Regions from separate parts of the Mus musculus genome. Here region 1 is linked to region 2. The links are chromatin loops, found by intact Hi-C in ENCODE. Cell type or tissue: gastrocnemius. All regions are shown on one strand. Links, peaks and the distances in the headings refer to the core of each region. The heading gives the core; the rest is flanking DNA. Region 1 holds the start of Selenoh (selenoprotein H). Region 2 overlaps Ube2l6 (ubiquitin-conjugating enzyme E2L 6).

Region 1 (8,325 bases), core at 230-8,229, 140 kb before region 2:
ACTGGCATAGCCTCATAAGAGACAGCTATATCAGGGTACTGTCAACAAAATCTTGCTGGCATATGCAATAGTGTCTGGGTTTGGTGGCTGTTTATGGGATGGATCCCCAGGTGGGGCAGTCTCTTGACAGTCATTCCTTCCATCTCAGCTCTGAACTTTTAGACAAGGTTTTTAAAGCCCCAAACACATTGGTTAGCTGATAGTGTTTCATATTTTCCCACTCTTTTCAAGCTGTTGCTTAAGGCTTTTTTTTTCTCCAAATTAGTGATTTTTGTTGTTATTGGGACTAAAAACAAACCAAAGCAGAGAAAAAGCATAATAAGTGTGTTTTTATTTTTATTATTATTTTTTTTTTGAGGTGAGGCTGTCCCAGCCCACTGCTGCATCCTGTCTGCCTGCAGTCCTTTCTTCACAGAACGCTTGGAGCGGGAAAGGCCGGTTCAGGGTCGGAAGGTTGTGCTGGAGATGGGAGGCCTAAAGATCCAAACACTAAGGAAGCTTGTGGACTTCCTGTATACGTCAGAGATGGAAGTATCTCAGGAAGAAGCCCAGGATGTGCTGTCTGCTGCCCGTCAGCTCCGAGTGTCAGAGCTGGAAACCCTTCAGCTAGAGGGTGGGAAGTTAGTAAAGGCTCCGCAGGGTCGAAGACTAAACAGAGAGTGCTTACAACCGCCGGCTGCTGCGCCAATCTCTGCCAGAGTGGTGGGACCCAAGAGTCGCCCTCAAACTCCACTGCCTGTCACCCAGACTCCTAGTCCTCTTGGGGCAGTGAGGTTGAAGTCCTTAGGGGAAGAAGAGGGGGCTCACAAAAAGACTAACCTGCCAAATGCAGATAGCTTGTCAGATACTCAGCTCAAGAAGAAAGCCAGAGTTTGCCTGACTCAAGAAAGCAGATCATCTCCATCAAGCCAGAGAGAAGGACCTAAGGAAACCAAGAGTAACCCTGGTCCTACAGCACTTCCCAGCTTGTACCCTTCTGTGGATGAGCAACTGTTGCCCAGAAAGATCAGGCTGAGCCGCTCAAAGCCTTCACCCCATGTCTATACATCTACACCTTCCAGCATATTAAGTGGTCCCAGCTCAATGCCCACAGCCCCTGGCCGCCGTCTTTGGAGGCAGAGAACTGTAAGTAAAGAAGCACAGGGTGTGGATAAGCAGAAACCAGGGGAAGTCCGTCCTCTACAGAGCACTCCAGACCCATCCGATGTTGGGAAGCCGGCTGAGAACAAGAAGCAGAGCCCTGAACTCAGAGCCCCTACCTCCAGCTCTGTAGAGGAGGGGCAGGTTGGAAGAGTAAAACTTAGGAAGATTGTCAATGGCACCTGCTGGGAGGTGGTACAGGAGCCTCCCCTCAGAAACACTCAAGATAGCCCCCAGATCCTAGAACCCTCAGATGTAGAAGAGCCTTCTGGAACTCTGCTGTCCTCAGTTAATGAGCAGGAAATACCTGCTAGAATACAACTGTGTCAGGACTCCCCAGAGAGCCCTAGGCTTCAAGACATTCTGCTCTCTGCTAGCCACTCCCCAGACCACCCTATGGTGAAGTCAGAGTTTGGGTCTAGTCCAATGCTGACAGGGAAGGAATCTGACTTGAATATTGACTGCAGAGAGCCCTACACATTCGACACAACCTTGCTTGGCCAACCTTGTGAGGCTGAGCAGTATCGAATCACAAGTGCTGCAGCTACCAGTGAACTGGAAGAGATTTTTGATTTTATGCTATGTGGCTCAGATGTTGAGCCACCAGTAGGATCTTTGGAGAGTCCTGGGGCTGAAGGCTGCAGAACCCCAAGTTATCACCTGTCAGAAACAGGAAAGAATTGGATTGAAGGGGAAGAATGGTGTTTGCCAGACATGGAACTCTGGCCCAGAGACCTCACAGGATTGGAAAAGGAACCAGTTAGTGAGAACAAAGAGCCAGTTGAGCCCTTTAGTCCCCTTGTCATGCGCTCTGAGAACACAGAATCATTTGAGCCCCTTAGCCCCCTTGTCATGCCCTCTGAGGTGAGTAGAGAGGAACTTTCACTAAGAGGCTCTTGGACTCCAGACCTTGAAATTACCAGCTCCCAGCCACTGGATGGTCAGGGAGAAAAACTTCTCCACTTTGACTCCTCTGACCCTTCGCAGAGATCTTATAATCATCTCTCTCCTCCATGCTCAGACTGGGCAGAGACAGGTCTGGAAGTGTCCCTAGGCATGGATGACGTATTGTGTCCTGTTCCCAAGGCAGTCAGAGAAGTGTCTGCCAACCCTGAACAGCTGGACCCACTTCCTGGCAGTTCTGAAGATGAAGAGATTGATGTGGTAGACTGGACAGTGGAAAAGAAGCTGGGGCCCACTAGTGTTCCCTCTGTTTGGCCTGACCCTTCCTCAGAGTCAGAAACTGAGGTAGATATACTAACATAGTGGAGGCAGGAGGGCAGGTTAGAGTTCCTGGGAGGGTGATAACTGTTCATCAACAGAAGGCGTTCTTGGCAGAAAAGCAAGCACCTCCTCAGAACTGATCTCCCCTCCTCAGGTTTCCGCACCAGGCAGAAGTCAAACAGCAATACCATGGTTAGAAAATTATGAACAAAGCAATTTCTTTGTAATCCATTTTTCAGTGACAAAACTATGTGGTACCCAACTCAGGTCATAAGGATAGTTATGAGTAGCCTCTCAATTCATGAGATATCTTATAGTCACTGAAAATTCAGGGAACTTCAAGCACTGTTTGTGGTTGTATTCAAAGAAGGTTTGAGAAGGAATGAAGCCATGTTAAGTAGAACACTGAAATGAGTGGAATCTCTAAATTGCCCAGGCTGGCTTTGAACTTTGACTTCTGCCTCAGCCTCCTGTAGCTAGTGTTACAGGCTTGTGCCTCTAAGCCCAGCCTATGGGGCTTACTCACTGCCAGTATGGGAAGTCAAGGAAAAGCTGCCACAGAAGCTAGAAAGATGTTACTTCCACGACCACTTCTGAGAAGTAGATTAAAAGTAGTTGCTTTTAAAAAACAGATTTGCTTTGTGGTTTTGGTTTTCATTTGTTTGGCTGGTTTTTTTGTTGTTTTTTTTGCTTTTCGAGACAGGGTTTCTCTGTGTAGCCCTGGCTGTCCTGGAATTCACTCTAGATCAGGCTGGCCTCGAACTAGAGTGCCTGCCTCTGCCTCCCAAGTGCTGAGATTAAAAGCGTGCGCCACCACGCCCAGCTGTGGTTCTGTTTTAAGCAAGGGTCTCTGGTAGGCCAGATTGGCCCAGTCCCCCTGTGAGACTTCAAAGTGCTGAGATTGCAGGTATACACCACCAAACCTAGCAACATTCTTGTTTTATAAGTGTTTCACCATAGGCCTTACAATTTCCAGACACGAGTTACTTTGCACTCTGAAAAATACAGACCAACAGCCCCACAAAGCTGGTTCTACCCATTCTTTAAGACAAAATTTAAACTTGCTCCTTATTCTCAGATACTTGACCTTTTATTAAACAATTGAAACACTTTTACAATGTCTTGCTGGAGGGCTGCCTCACAACTGAACCATCACTTCTGGTGAGGAAGAAACTATGGCTTCAGGTGCATAGCTTAAGTTTGGCCATGCACCATCATAAATGCTTCAACATCTCCAGGGACTGAAAGCTGCAAACAGAGAAGGGAACATCAGAGTAGGGTTCCATCACAAGGACCAGGAGACAAGCCCATCCCCACCTACAACTCTGGAGCTCATTAACTTCACCTTCCATCAGTGATCAGTCAACATGCATGAAACACGGGACAAAAATAAAATCCATGTAACCAAGAAGTGGGGGTACGAGCGGGATGGGTTGAGGCTATCTTATCTCAGATTACTAACAAAACACAGAAAAGCCAGGTAAAGTGAAGTAACAGCAAAGAGGCTGTCAATACAAGGGAGAAAAACCTTAACTACAAGTAAGCCACACTTTATTGAATTTATTGATTTGCAATAGACTCATAGAATTAAAATAACACCAGAGGTGGAAAACTGAATTAGCAAACAAAACTTGCCTGTGCCCTCAGGCTAAGACTTAACTAACTCAAGAGAGTACAAATGGCTCTTAGATTTGTTTGGGGGTCGGGAGTGTTATCAGCAGGAGTTCTACAATTTAGCTCCTCTTCGAAAATCCCAAATCCCATGAAAAATACACCGAAATGGTAAGGAGACGTTCCCTGTCTATCCCAGTGTGCATGCCCTGGTCACGATGCAAACCTCAACATGAGGACTCTTTCCCAACCTCTTTATGAAAGGTACTTCTTCAATTCTTCAACCACCTCTTGAGGCTCAGGAAATTTGAGCTTTCGTGGAGGGCCCTTCTTAATACCAGTCCAGAGTTCAACACCTGGGAAAGGATGGGATAAAGCCAAATTATGGTGGTACTCATTGGTACCCCCTCCCCTCAGTTATCAGGTGGCCGGGAGTCGCTTCTCGCCCCACCCCCACCCACCCCCCATCGCGGCCTCCACTCACGGCTGTTGTCCGAGCGCAGCAGCGTCACCTCGAAGCTGCCCCTCCGCGGTTTGGACGGGTTCACTTGCACAGGTAGCTCTGGGGCCTCCAGTTGCAGAGCCTGGCTCAAGGCAGCAGCATGGCGGCCGTACACGCGTCAGCTCGTACTACAGACACAAGCGATTGCAAATGGGGTCTCTCTGGTCTCAGCCGCCAGAGCCAACTCTTTCCCGCCCTCCTCGACTCCCCAACCCCTCACCAATGCTCAATGACCACGGTCGCGCCCTCCGCCAGTTTCTCGCGCTTGTCCACCGTCTCCATAGGCGCGGCCCCCGCCTTACGCTTTCTTCCGTGGGGGGCCATGGCACGGATTTCGGGGATGGCGCGTTGGTGGAATAAGGGGCGATGCAACTCCGGAGAGACAAACCAGCAGCCGGGAATCACAGATGCAAAGTTCAAATCTCGCAGCAAAGGGAAATGTGCGGGGGTGGGGGGAAGGACACGTGATCTGAAGGCGGGCCCTTCAAGCCCAACTACGCTATCAAAAGGGAGTCGGCGCGGAAATCCGGATCAAACCAACATTGTACAGCACTGAGGGGGTCTGTCTTGGGCGGAGACGGAGGAGTCTTGAAAGCCTCCTTTGGCTGGGGGTTTTCGGTATCTATACCTCCTACCCAAGGATCCCCAGACCAATCTCAGGGAAGTCTACTCCACATTTCCAGGGCGTTTGTACATAGACTACAGAATTCTAATTCGCACCGACATTGTTACTCCACATCTCCATGCGGTGAAACAAAAACGGACCGGTTAAGTGTATTTGAACCCGAGCCATTTACAATCCAGACGCTGTAGCTGGTGCCTATCTTCTCAGACACCCAGGTGAAATCAAGAGGATGGTGAGTTAGGGTTCATTTCTCCAACTGATCAAGGCCCTCATCCACAACCTTAAAAAGGAAGTTGAGGTCTAGAGGTGTTTGGCTTTTAGAGTCCCTGGGTTTGATATTCAATTTTAGGATTAAAAAAACAAACAAACAAACAAAAAAAGCAGTCCCCCGGCAGCTGCCCACTAGTAAAGGAAAAACAGCAAGGCAATCAAAAGAACAGTCCCTTTATTAGGGGAAGCGGTGGGATAGGAGGAGAGAACAGCTGTCCAGCCGTGGGGCTTTCTTCTTCAGGCCCCACCACACAAAGGAACCTCTCAGGTTTATATTGCCCTTCTCAGTTCCCACAACACAGGGTGGCCATTCAATTCTATTTCCAATGATGAAAATCATGGTTGAAGGCTTTTAATTGGGAACAGTGACCTTAAATGATAACACATACAAGCCTTTTATGTGTTCCTCCGTCACGTGTTTGTGCACTACATGCATACAGTGCCAGCCAAGGTCAAGGGCGGATGTTGGAGCCCCTGAGACTAGAGTTACAGGTGGTTTAGCCTCTATGTGCTGCTAGGAATCAAACCTGGGTCCTCTGGAAGAACAGCCAATTCTCTTAGCCACTGAGTCATCTCTCCAACCCCTTAAATTCCTTTCTCTTTACGATTTACTTACTATATATAGTATTCTGCCTGCATGCCAGAAGAGGGCATCAGATCCCATTATGAACCATCATGTGGTTGCTGGGAATTGAACTCAGGATCTCTGGAAAAGCAGCCACCAGTGCTCTTTCTTAATCGATGGGCCATTTCTCCAGCCCCAAACTTAAATTTCTTAATGCACAGATCAAGACAGAAAGGCCTAAAGGAAGAAGGGGTCCTTGAGGAAAAATTCTAAGGGCTTTATACTGACATCTAACATTAGGGTTTAATTTAGTCTATGCTTTGCAAGCTCACTAGGAGGAATAATTAAACCACAGACTGGTAATATCCAAGTGTTGAATAGCAATTTACACATTGACCCAACCTTGGAGGGAAACCATTTCTACCTCTATCGATAAGATCACTCCCTTCGAGAAACAGCTGACCAGGGCAGATGCGCCCTTCATAGTAGAATACTTCATGGTTTCCAGGATGCTTCTTTCAAAATCAGAAGCAGGCACAGTGCCCCTACCCAGGCACAGCCAAACAGAAATCAAAAGGCCTCAGGCAAGGATTGTGGTTATAGCTGGAACTGGGCCTCAAAGGTTCCTGAAATTGACAGGAGAGGAAGCAAAAACAATGCAGGATCCTATTTGTCCTTCTTGTTTTCCCCATCTGGCACAGTAGTGGGAGCAGGGTCCACAGGCTTCTCTTCTGACATGTCTCCACCCTTTGAGTGCTTCTTGGCTCGTTGGTATAGCTCATTCAAGTTGAATTCTCGAATCACATTCTCCTATGCAAAAGAGATGAACACATCAACGGCTGGGTGAGAAGGTAAAGTTCAGAGAGCAGGAGCAGGAAGTATTTAACTAAGCACAACCTGTAAGTCAGAGGGCAGCGACCTGCCCTAACCTACCTCTTTTCTGATACTTAAGTGTTCACTAGAGGCCAGTTATTGTGCCAAGAATTCTATCTACCTGCAACTGTAAAGCAATATGAGCCAGGTGGTACTGCCTCCCACTTACTCAAGTTTAGCGATGAGGAACCTAATTGGCTACAGAATGAATACAGGCACTTCACAGACCAAGTCTTTATCATTTTTCCTCAGCATTAGCAGCATATAACATAAACCTGCTGACTTAATAGGTGACATCCTGTAACTAATCTACATCCTCAAAAAACAGTGGGCCAGTGTCAGAATTCGGGATTAAACCCAGACTAAGAATAAAGCCCAATCACTGTTGTGTATCTTTCTCCAAACCACTGCCCATGTGTTTCACCTACCTCAGAAAAGGTCCAAGAGACAGCTCGTCCTTTCTTGTCAATCTGCGGCCGACGAATGACCTCCTTGCCGCCTTGGAACAGAATCAGGGTAGGGAGCTGTCTGGTGAGGGGTGATGTGCTCACTTTGTACCTACAGGGCCAGACGAGGACTCTGAGTAGTGCACCTGTATACATCACTTACATCACTCCAGGAATCCTCACTCAGGTCTTTAGCCCAAGCATCTACATACCGTGTGCTAACGTCAGTGTAGCGTCCAACATCTACCTTCCCAAAATTTAGCCCTGAACAGTTGTACCTGCGAAAAAATATAGTATTTAACATACGGAAAAATAAAGGGATGGATGGAGGGAAGTCAAAGCATAGCTACCTAGGTAAGAAAGGGAAAAACAACTTTGGATGTGTGAAGTTTAAGGACAAAGGAAAGGCGCTAGCTACTGCGTTTCTGTTACTCATACGCCTCAGTGTGCATACTCACTTGAGGGACAAGTCCGCATAGATGGGAGCAAAGGATTGGCAATCATTAGACCAGTTGGCAAAGAACTCCACAATCCAAGTGACCCTCTTGTCTCGCTCCAGCTCCTCCTACCCCACAGAGGGAAGAGAAAGAGGGTAAAGTCACCTGGGCATCTGAGAAGGTTCGGACCAGTGACAGCCCCGGGCTGCCCCTTTCCCATACAGGTACCCTGACAACCTTTCCAGGTTTGTCTATCGGTGCCAGGGATTGAATCCAGTGCCTAATACATCCGAGGCACTCACTTTACCACAAAAAAAGAAAAAAAAAAAAAAAAAAAAAACACCACTTTTTCGGGGGAGGGGAAAAGGTGGGGGGAATTAAAATAAGTATTTGTAAAATATTATTAATCAGGAGCTGGAATTTCCCAGCTGTAATGGCCATCAATTTTTTTTTTGTATTTTGTTTGTTTGTTTGTTTGTTTGTTTGTTTATGTATTTATTTGGTTTTTCGAGACAGGGTTTCTCTGTGTAGCTCTGGCTGTCCTGGAACTCACTCTGTAGACCAGGATGTCCTTGAACTCAGAAATCTGCCTGCCTCTGCCTTGCGAGTGAGTGCTGGGATTAAAGGCGTGC
Region 2 (8,325 bases), core at 228-8,227:
GCAGAGGGCACCCGGGACGGTGGGATGGGGAAGAAGGGTAGGCCACATCAAAGCTTTGGGAGGAAAACTGTCTTTTAGGGAGTTGTACCATCAGAACAGACCTCAGTCTCTTCTCTTTGATCAGGACCAGCTTCCCTATGGCCTCAAAGCCTTCCAAGTGCGGATTGATTTCCCCAGGGAGTATCCATTCAAGCCTCCCACTTTGAGATTCACCACCAAGATCTACCACCCCAACGTCAGGGAGGATGGTCTGGTGTGCCTGCCCCTCATCAGCAATGAGAACTGGAAGCCTTACACCAAGCCTTATCAAGGTAGGGCGGGCCTTGCCCTCTCAGAAGAGGGGCCGATCTAGAAGGGGGCTATTGGATCGGGTTGTTGTATGCTTATTTTGATTTAAAGGCTTAAAGGAGAAGAGACAGGGAAGGGGGTGTAACTCAGCGTGTAATTTGATGCTTTCCTTATCTACGTAAGGTCTTAGGTTCAGTCACTCACACCACATAAACTGGGTGTGATTATCCACACTTGGGATCTCAACACTTGGGAAGTGGAAGCAGGAGGGTAAGAAGTTCAAGGTCATCTTCAAGGGTAAGATGATTTAGCTGATGAAAAGGCTCACTGAGCAAGCCTAAACCTGGTGTGATCCACAGATCCCAAAGTGGAGTTGTCCTCTGCCCTTTCCACAAGATCTGTAGCATCCGTGTGACCACACACACACACACACACACACACACACACACACACACACGCAAGTAAATAAAATGTTCATTCTTGAGGCTGGAGAGATGGCTCAGCAGTTAAGGATATTTTTTTGTCTGCATGTCTGTCTGTGTACCATGTGCGTGTCTAGTGCCTGTAAAGGCCAGGAAAGGGTATTGGAACCCTGGGACTTGAGTTATGGACATTAACTCAAGTGAGGTGGATGCTGGGAATCAAACGCAGTTCGTCTAAAAAGAGCTGCAGTACTGTTAACTGATGAGCTACCTACCCATCCCATCCCCAGTAAATGCATTTAAGAAATAAACAAGTCGGAGTGACATGTTTAAATGTTAGTGTGAGATGAACCCCTGTTGGATGGAAAGATGCTTCCTGATACACTGGATGGTCAGCATATTCTCGTAGGCGTGATGTAGACACTTAGCTATGGTGTGTGTGTTTGTGTGTCTGGAAGAGAAGAGAAGAGGAGAGGAGAGGAGGGGAGGGGAGGGGAGGGGAGGGGAGGGGAGGGGAGGGGAGGGGAGAGGGAGAGGGAGAGGGAGAGGGAGAGGGAGAGGGAGAGGGAGAGGGAGAGGGAGAGGGAGAGGGCGAGAGGGCGAGAGGGCGAGCTTGGCCTCAGAGGGAGGAGGTGGGCATAAGAAGACTATCATCTCATCCTGTGAGATGGTGTGAGGTGGTGTGAGTTGGTGTGAGGTGGTGTGAGGTGGTGTTCCCATTAGCCTGGTGGAATAAACCGAGACACTGAAGCTTAGGTGAAGGACCTACAGGAGCCAATGGGTAGAGTGTATATTTAAATGTAGCAGGTATAGTGTGCTGGTTAGTTTTATGTTAGCTTACCAGGAGCTAGAATCATTGAGAAAAATGCCTGTGGGTAAGTCTGTCTGTCTGACATTTTCTTTTATTCATATGAGTACACTGTAGCTGTCTTCAGACACACACCAGAAGAGGACATCGGATTCCATTAGAGATGACTGTGAACCACCATGTGGTTTCTGGGGATTGAACTCAGGATCTCTGGGAGAGCAGTCTGTGCTCTTAATCACTGAGCCATCTCTCCAGCCCTGTCTGGCATTTTCTTGAGTAAAGATTACTGTGAGAAGGTCTGCCCACTGTGGGCGGTGCCAACAACAAGCCAGGAGGCAGTGCTCCCTTGTGGACTCTGCTTCAGTTCCTGTCCTGACTTCCCTCAATGATGGAGTGTGACCTGAGAGTTGTTAGCTAAATAAGCCCTTTCCTCAACAGGTTGATTTTGGCCATGGTCTTTCATCACAGTCACGGAAACCCTAGGACATGTAGCAAGCCTCTTGATCGTGTAAAAGGATGCTGCTGCAATCCCTGCATGGGTCTGCACCAAGCCCTTTGCAAACATGTGCTGTGGTTGTTTAGCAAGGGGTTTTTATGGGACCCCTAACAATGGGAGTGGGGGAGTCTCTGACTCTTTTGCCCGCTCATGGGATCCTTTTCCTCCTACTAGGTTGCTTCGTCCAACCTTGCTATGAGGATTTGTGTTACATCTTGTTAGGCCATGTTTGGTTGCTATCATGGGGAGGCCTGCTCTTTTCTGAAGGAAAACTGAGGAGCAGTGGATCTGGGAGAGAGGGAAGGCGTGTAGGGGGGCTGGGTGGACGGGACAAATGGGAGGCTGCAGTCTGGATGTATTGTATGAGGGAAGAATAAGTAAAAAAGAAAGCGTAAAAATGAGGATCACGAATCCCGTTCATCTCACGGGGAGCTTCTTTGAAGCACGGCAAATAGTCGTTTGAACACCATGGGACAGGTATGGTGGCACGCGTTGGTAATCCTAGCACATGGGAGGCAGAGGAACTTGGCTTCAAGTGCAGCCTGGGTTTCATAGTAAGACCCTGTATAAAAGGAGAGGATGAGTCAGGGTTTCAACCTCACCCGTCAAGAATGAGAGGGACACCTGCTTTGGCTGTGGAGCCATCCTAAGTGATGGTATGCTCTTGTGGTACTCTGAGGATGATTGTGGGGCTTCAGGAGAATCTGGAGATGAGTAGACCTTACCTCCTCCCATGGTTCTCCTTGGTCCTGATGCCCTTCTCTGTCCTCTCCCCCAGTCTTGGAGGCCCTCAATGTGCTGGTGAGTAAACCGAATCTGGAAGAGCCTGTGCGTCTGGAACTTGCTGACCTCCTGACTCAGAACCCGGAGATGTTCAGGAAGAAGGCAGAAGAGTTCACCCTTAAATTCGGAGTGGACCGGCCCTCTTAATTCTGTTCTGAAGCCTGGATCGTCTGCTTAGCAGATGGATATCACCGACTGGTGCCCGAGGCCTTGGGAAGCTCACCCTGTGCCTAAGTTTTCCTTTGTAGTTGCTAATTATGAATCTTGTACCTGGTGTGTATGTATGTGATGGAGGTGGGGGGGCCTGTGTGATGTGTGCTCCTTCCCTGAGCTGTCTGGCTGTAGATGTACCATCCCCACATCCTCCTTGGCTTCAGAGCCAGTGGGAGTTAGGTACACACAGTTTCAGGCCTGCTTTCCAGCTCTCTCTGTCTTAGGCCACCTTTCAGGCCAATTGGCAGAAAATTGAATGCCCCAGGGCCCAGGCACCAAGGGGTGAGAAAGGCAGGACTCTGCTCAGAAGGCAGAGCCTACAGAAGGTACCAAATTTACTGTTGAGTGATTGAGATTGAAAGAGTAGTAAACTCAGTGCTCCAAGGTATGCTAATCATAAAACAGATAGTGACATTCCTCCACCCACCCACTTCCTGAGTTCAAGGAGTATTCATTCAAAGAAAGTCACCTTGACTTTCTTTGAATGAATACTGCAATGCAAATGTGCTATTGTTAGAGGCTCTTAGAAACTGTCTTGAGAGTTAACAATTACCAGGTATTCCTTGTGACACCTGTGACTTTGTACTTCCTTGTGACTCTTATCTGGTATTTTTGGTATTTTCCAACAACGCCCTTCCCACCTCCTTGAGTTGTGTTTTTTTTCCTTTAAATACCCCCTTACTCAGCTACTCGGGGCGCCACGGTCCTCTACCCCTGCGTGGTGTATGACCGTGGGCCCGAGAGCGCTCTTGAATAAAAATCCTCTTGCAATTTGCAGCAAGACCGTTTCTCGTGGGTGATTTTGGGGTGTCGCCCCTCCTGAGTCAGAACGTGGGGGAGTCCTCACGTTGTGGGTCTTTCAAGATCAACGGCGCTTGTCATAGGCATGTCCAGATTTAAGTGTTAAACATCTTATTTTCCACTGATGAATCTCAAGATAAAGAGTCTAACCTCCACCCAGAAGTCGGACTTCATGTTTCTGAATTGTTTGCTCCCTGACTGGCTACATTTCGGGGGGGGGGGGGCAGGCCTGAAGCTGGGATTTGTGTATCCCCAACCCCTGTCCAGGGGTGCTCCACAAAATGTGTCTGCTTGTCTGCCATTAACTTCACAGACAGATTCCAGAGTTCAGCTAAGTTTTCCATGAGAGGATGGGGTGGTTTGGGGGTTTGTTTTTAAAGTTTTTGTTACATTAAAAATAATTTTGTGTGTTTGTGTAGAAGTGTTCGAACATAGCATGGCTTGGGAGTAGAGGTAAAAGAACAGTTTTTTGGAGACATAAATTTCTCCTTCCACTAGGAAGGTTCTGAGGATTCGGCTAAGGTTGCCTGTGTGGCTTGGTGGCCTGCACCTTTTACCCTGTGAGCCCCATGAATGAAGTGTTTCATCAGAAAGCAGGCTGGCTAGGGACTAACAAAGAGTGTGACTCGGCATCTAGTGGCTATTCCCCCATACGGTATAAGAAATGCTGGCCCTGATTAGGCCATCCTTAGGTGGGCCTTCCAGAGGTCTACAGGGGGAACACCATTGTTTTGTGCAAGGCAACAGCTCATTAGTGGATTGTGTACGTCCTTCTGACAATCAGCAGAGACCGCATTTCTTTCTATATCCTTGGCAGCATGTCTGATTTCCCTTCCCCGGTGCTAGACAATGAGTCCACAGCTTCATATACGCCAGACGAGTCCACTATCACCGACTGAGCTTCCATACAGTGGAAACAAGTGGACACAAGGCAAAACTTCAGAGTAGGAGTGGTCAATTTTGTTGGAAACCAGTTACTTAGAATAGTGGCTGTCTCTCGAGCGCCACCCACCGACCGGCTCCAGAAGCACAGTTGTGTGAGATTTCGAGAGATTGTCTACTTCCTGTCTAGAAGTCGGCGTTCCTCAACTCCCCGCTCAGTGGGAGGAAGTGGAGAGAGCAAAAGAGACCTGGCAAACTGCCACACATGGCTCCAAATGCAGGTTTCTTTTTATTTTTGGCCCACCGCCTGTAACATACGTGTGGCTGGTTGGGGTGCGGGGAGCAGCAAGGAATGAGAGGAATTTTGAAAAAGCACTTTCGGTGCGGTTGATACTGGTGTCACCTGCTTTATGTCTGGTGGTGCGAAAGCACCCCGAGGCCACGGTTGGCAGCTGGGCTCCGCTTCCTCCTCCCGCATGGCTTTGCCATTCATTTCTTTTTCGTCTTCACCAGCCCTTTCTGCACAAGGCTACGGTATAGCTCCTGGATGTAGGTGTAGACACACTTGGAATCGGGCACTGCCAGCCGCACCATGTCATCCACCTCCAGCAGCTGGGCACAGTCGGCTAGTTTCCTGAGGGGAGGGTGGAATGAGGAGCATAGGGTCAAAGGTGAAGAGGAAGCCAAGGAGATGAATGGGTCCAGCAACCCTAACAGTTTCATTCAATTAGATCATCTATTTATTAAGCACCTACTATGTGTCAGGCACTCTTCTACTTGTTAGCAGTGAATAGCCAAAACCCTGTTTGATTACCAACAGTAATCAAATACATGAAGCAGAGGGTGTATCAGATTGGTGAGAGATCTTATGGAGAAAAGAATAGTGGAAAAGGGCCACTCAATGCTAGAGAGGGCTTCTGATAATTTTAATAGGGTCCTTGCGGAGGGTTTCAAGAGTAAATAAGGAAGCCGGGTGGAGAAACAGGATTTGCAAAGGCCCCAAAGCAGGACTGCTTGGTGTGTTTCTGGACTGCAGGGAACCCAGCAAGTCCTCATTTTCTAATCTATCAGCTGTACTTTGAGGCTACTTGATACCCCTGGGCTCTGCCGAGGCCGATAAGCTGGGCTAATCACTGCTCGGGCCTCCTGTCCCTGTGCCAGGTGTCTTATCAGCTAGTTCTGCATGACGGTCTCGGTTACTCCTCTTTATCACTAACAAGCAGAGGAGGAACTGAGCTGAGAGGGTTAGGTGCTTTGCCCAAGGTGAAAGAATGTAACAGTTGGGGCTCTGACCCAGGCCTGCCCAATGCCTTTGGCAGCTTGGCTCGGAGGATGCTAGGTCTCCACAGCCTGGGCTGCCGAGGCCAGTCAACCATGGGTGCTAGCAATGGGAGCAAGAAGGCCCCAGTGGAAATCTTCTCTTGGGGCTGCCACAGCTGGGCTGAAATCCAAGCCACTGGCATGGGAGCTGGGGGAGGGGCACAGATCGGAGAGTTTTGAAGAATGGGACAAACTCACCGCATCCACACCTCAGTCCATGGCTGTGGGCTAGTGCTGTCCCCCTAACACTGGGAAAGCAAACCTTTTATGTCTCTGGAGCCCGGAACAGAGCAGGGCTCCCTCAAGAGTAACTGATGAAGCCCGCTGGGGCTTTGGACTGGCTACTCTTTCCCTCCATGGAAGGATTTTTGAGAACTAGAGGAGAGTTCCAGATCAGGGGATCAGGGTGATAGCTGTGGCAGAGGCCACCTTTCAGATCCTGTGAGACACTTCCAGGGAGGCCATGGAGCTGAGAAAGAGGAGTGAGGATTCGAACCTTGGCACCTCAACTCTAATTCTCCACTCTCTGTTCCTATAACTCTTCGTAGCCTCAATCCCATTCCATGGCCTGGCGCCTCCCAAAGCCTGCGGCCATCCTCTGCTCTTCTGTGCCTCTGCCTCACTTGAAACCAGGTTTGTACTCTCTAGGTTAGGGATGTCCGTCAGGGGGCAGAGCTGCCTATTCTTTTGTTGCCTCTAAGCTTAGCTAGACCAGGAGTGTCACATAATACCTACCCTGTCACAGTCCTCCTGTAGGGACCTGGGAAGACCCTACCGATCTCCACCTATGAGGATTCATTGACTGGGTCTGGACAAACATTTTGCAGATGCTTACTTGGTTTAGAGAGCCTTCATTCAGCATTGGGGTATTGCTGGGCTGGAACTTCAAGGTATTTTACCTTCCATCCCATGGCAGAACAACATAAAACTGGAAGAGGACTTTAGGAATACAGAATCTGGCTGGCATTTTGTAGTTGTTGTTTGCCTCTGTTTCCAAATGTTGGGATTTAAAGGTACATTGCATCCCACCTGGCCATCTGGTGGCTTTTAAATATCATCCTTGTGTCTAAGGACCTGCCTCGGAGAACCTCTTAGGAAGAGAGGGTTCACCACTGATCTTCACCTAACTGGAAGGTCTCCCCTTAATATGAGTAGCATGTCGCTCATTCAACTAACATTTGAGGAAACCTGCTGTATTAAAAAAAAAAAAAAAGAAAAAAAAAAAGAAAGAAGAAAAAAGTTGTTGAGAGAGTTTGGAGAGATGGCTCAGCACTCAGCACTGGCTGCTCTCTCAGAAGTCCTGAGTTCAAATCCCGGCAACCACATGGTGGCTCACCATGTCTGTAACTCCAGCTCCAGAGGATTCAACGCCCCCAGACATACAAATGGGCAAAGTATGGGTCAATCTACTTTCGTGTTCCTGATGGAGACACACATTCCTACTGGTGGGTGGCCAGGCCTGGGTTAGACTTTGCAGGCCAGATACTTTAGCATCAACATTCCTAGGGTGTGTGTGTGTGTGTGTGTGTGTGTGTGTGTGTGTGTGTGTGTGTATTTGAGACAAATTCTCCTGTATCACAAGCTGATCTCCATCTCTGTGTGTAGTGAAGGATAAACTTAAACTTTTGATTCTTGTGTCTCTAACTCCTAAGTGCTAGGATTACAGGTGTGCACCATCACATTTGTTGATCAAGCACAGGCCTTTGTGTGGGGTAAATGACCTCTATAAACTGACCTACATCCACAGCCATTGATTGGTTGATTGATTGATTGATTGATTGATTGACTGATGGGCTGGCCTCAAATTCACAGCAATCCTCCTGCTTCAGTCTTGAGGTGCTAAAATTATAGGCACACACCACTATGGGTGGGCTTTAGAAAAAGCACGTGGCTGTCCATCAGGGGCCTACGTAGCTCTCTTGCTGGCCAGTCCCTCCCTACAATCCTGTCACCATTGGTGACTTAGAAGTTTCTTGCTGGGATCGTCACCCAGGGTGAAGGTGTGAGGTTGAGAATGGTAGGACTTCCATGCCCTTGTTATCCCTCTGGCAACCATGCTTTGTTGTTGTTGTTGGTTGGTTGGTTCGTTTTGTATTAAAATGGTCTCTCACTGCATATCCCAGAAAATCCCAAAGTAAATATTATAGTAACTGTGATGTCATTTGTTATGACATCATAGTAACTGTGATGTCATTTGTTATGACAAGAGCAATGTAGCCAAGAGTTTCTGAAGTGCTTGCTGTGGGTTAAGCCCTGTTACAGGTTACAGGGACTTGATTGTGTTCCTGAGTTCTTATCTCTGTAAAAGAGGA

Evidence for each region. A loop is a pair of places that touch in the nucleus more often than their neighbours do. Peaks named below come from ENCODE experiments on the same cell type or tissue, not always from the same donor. Only the 100,000 strongest peaks of a DNase experiment are listed, where the experiment ranks them.
Region 1: a loop joins it to region 2, with 3 times the contacts of the local background. A loop is called at or near these places in 2 of 42 quality-filtered maps.

Annotation. Positions count from the first base shown.
Region 1 is chr2:84,665,786-84,674,110 of GRCm38, forward strand. Btbd18 (BTB (POZ) domain containing 18) reads left to right here. Exons shown (of 5, transcript NM_001145100.1): 5 at 359-2,996. The coding sequence ends at 2,406. It overlaps Selenoh (selenoprotein H), which reads right to left and starts at 4,923. Exons shown (of 4, transcript NM_001033166.3): 1 at 4,698-4,923; 2 at 4,460-4,605; 3 at 4,202-4,331; 4 at 3,430-3,612. The coding sequence starts at 4,801. The coding sequence ends at 4,231. Tmx2 (thioredoxin-related transmembrane protein 2) reads right to left here. Exons shown (of 9, transcript NM_025868.4): 6 at 7,715-7,821; 7 at 7,469-7,534; 8 at 7,239-7,368; 9 at 5,526-6,747. The coding sequence ends at 6,604. In gastrocnemius, for the core only: no CTCF peak of the experiment used is centred there; a DNase peak (open chromatin) is centred at 4,957; H3K4me3 peaks cover 1,508 bases; H3K27ac peaks cover 1,260 bases.
Region 2 is chr2:84,806,213-84,814,537 of GRCm38, forward strand. It overlaps Ube2l6 (ubiquitin-conjugating enzyme E2L 6), which reads left to right. Exons shown (of 4, transcript NM_019949.2): 3 at 125-311; 4 at 2,793-3,791. The coding sequence ends at 2,944. Smtnl1 (smoothelin-like 1) reads right to left here. Exons shown (of 8, transcript NM_024230.2): 8 at 4,964-5,327. The coding sequence ends at 5,183. Among named protein-coding and RNA genes, the nearest start is that of Ube2l6, 12 kb to the left of the region's middle. In gastrocnemius, for the core only: a CTCF peak has its summit at 4,821; a DNase peak (open chromatin) is centred at 4,860; H3K4me3 peaks cover 885 bases; H3K27ac peaks cover 844 bases.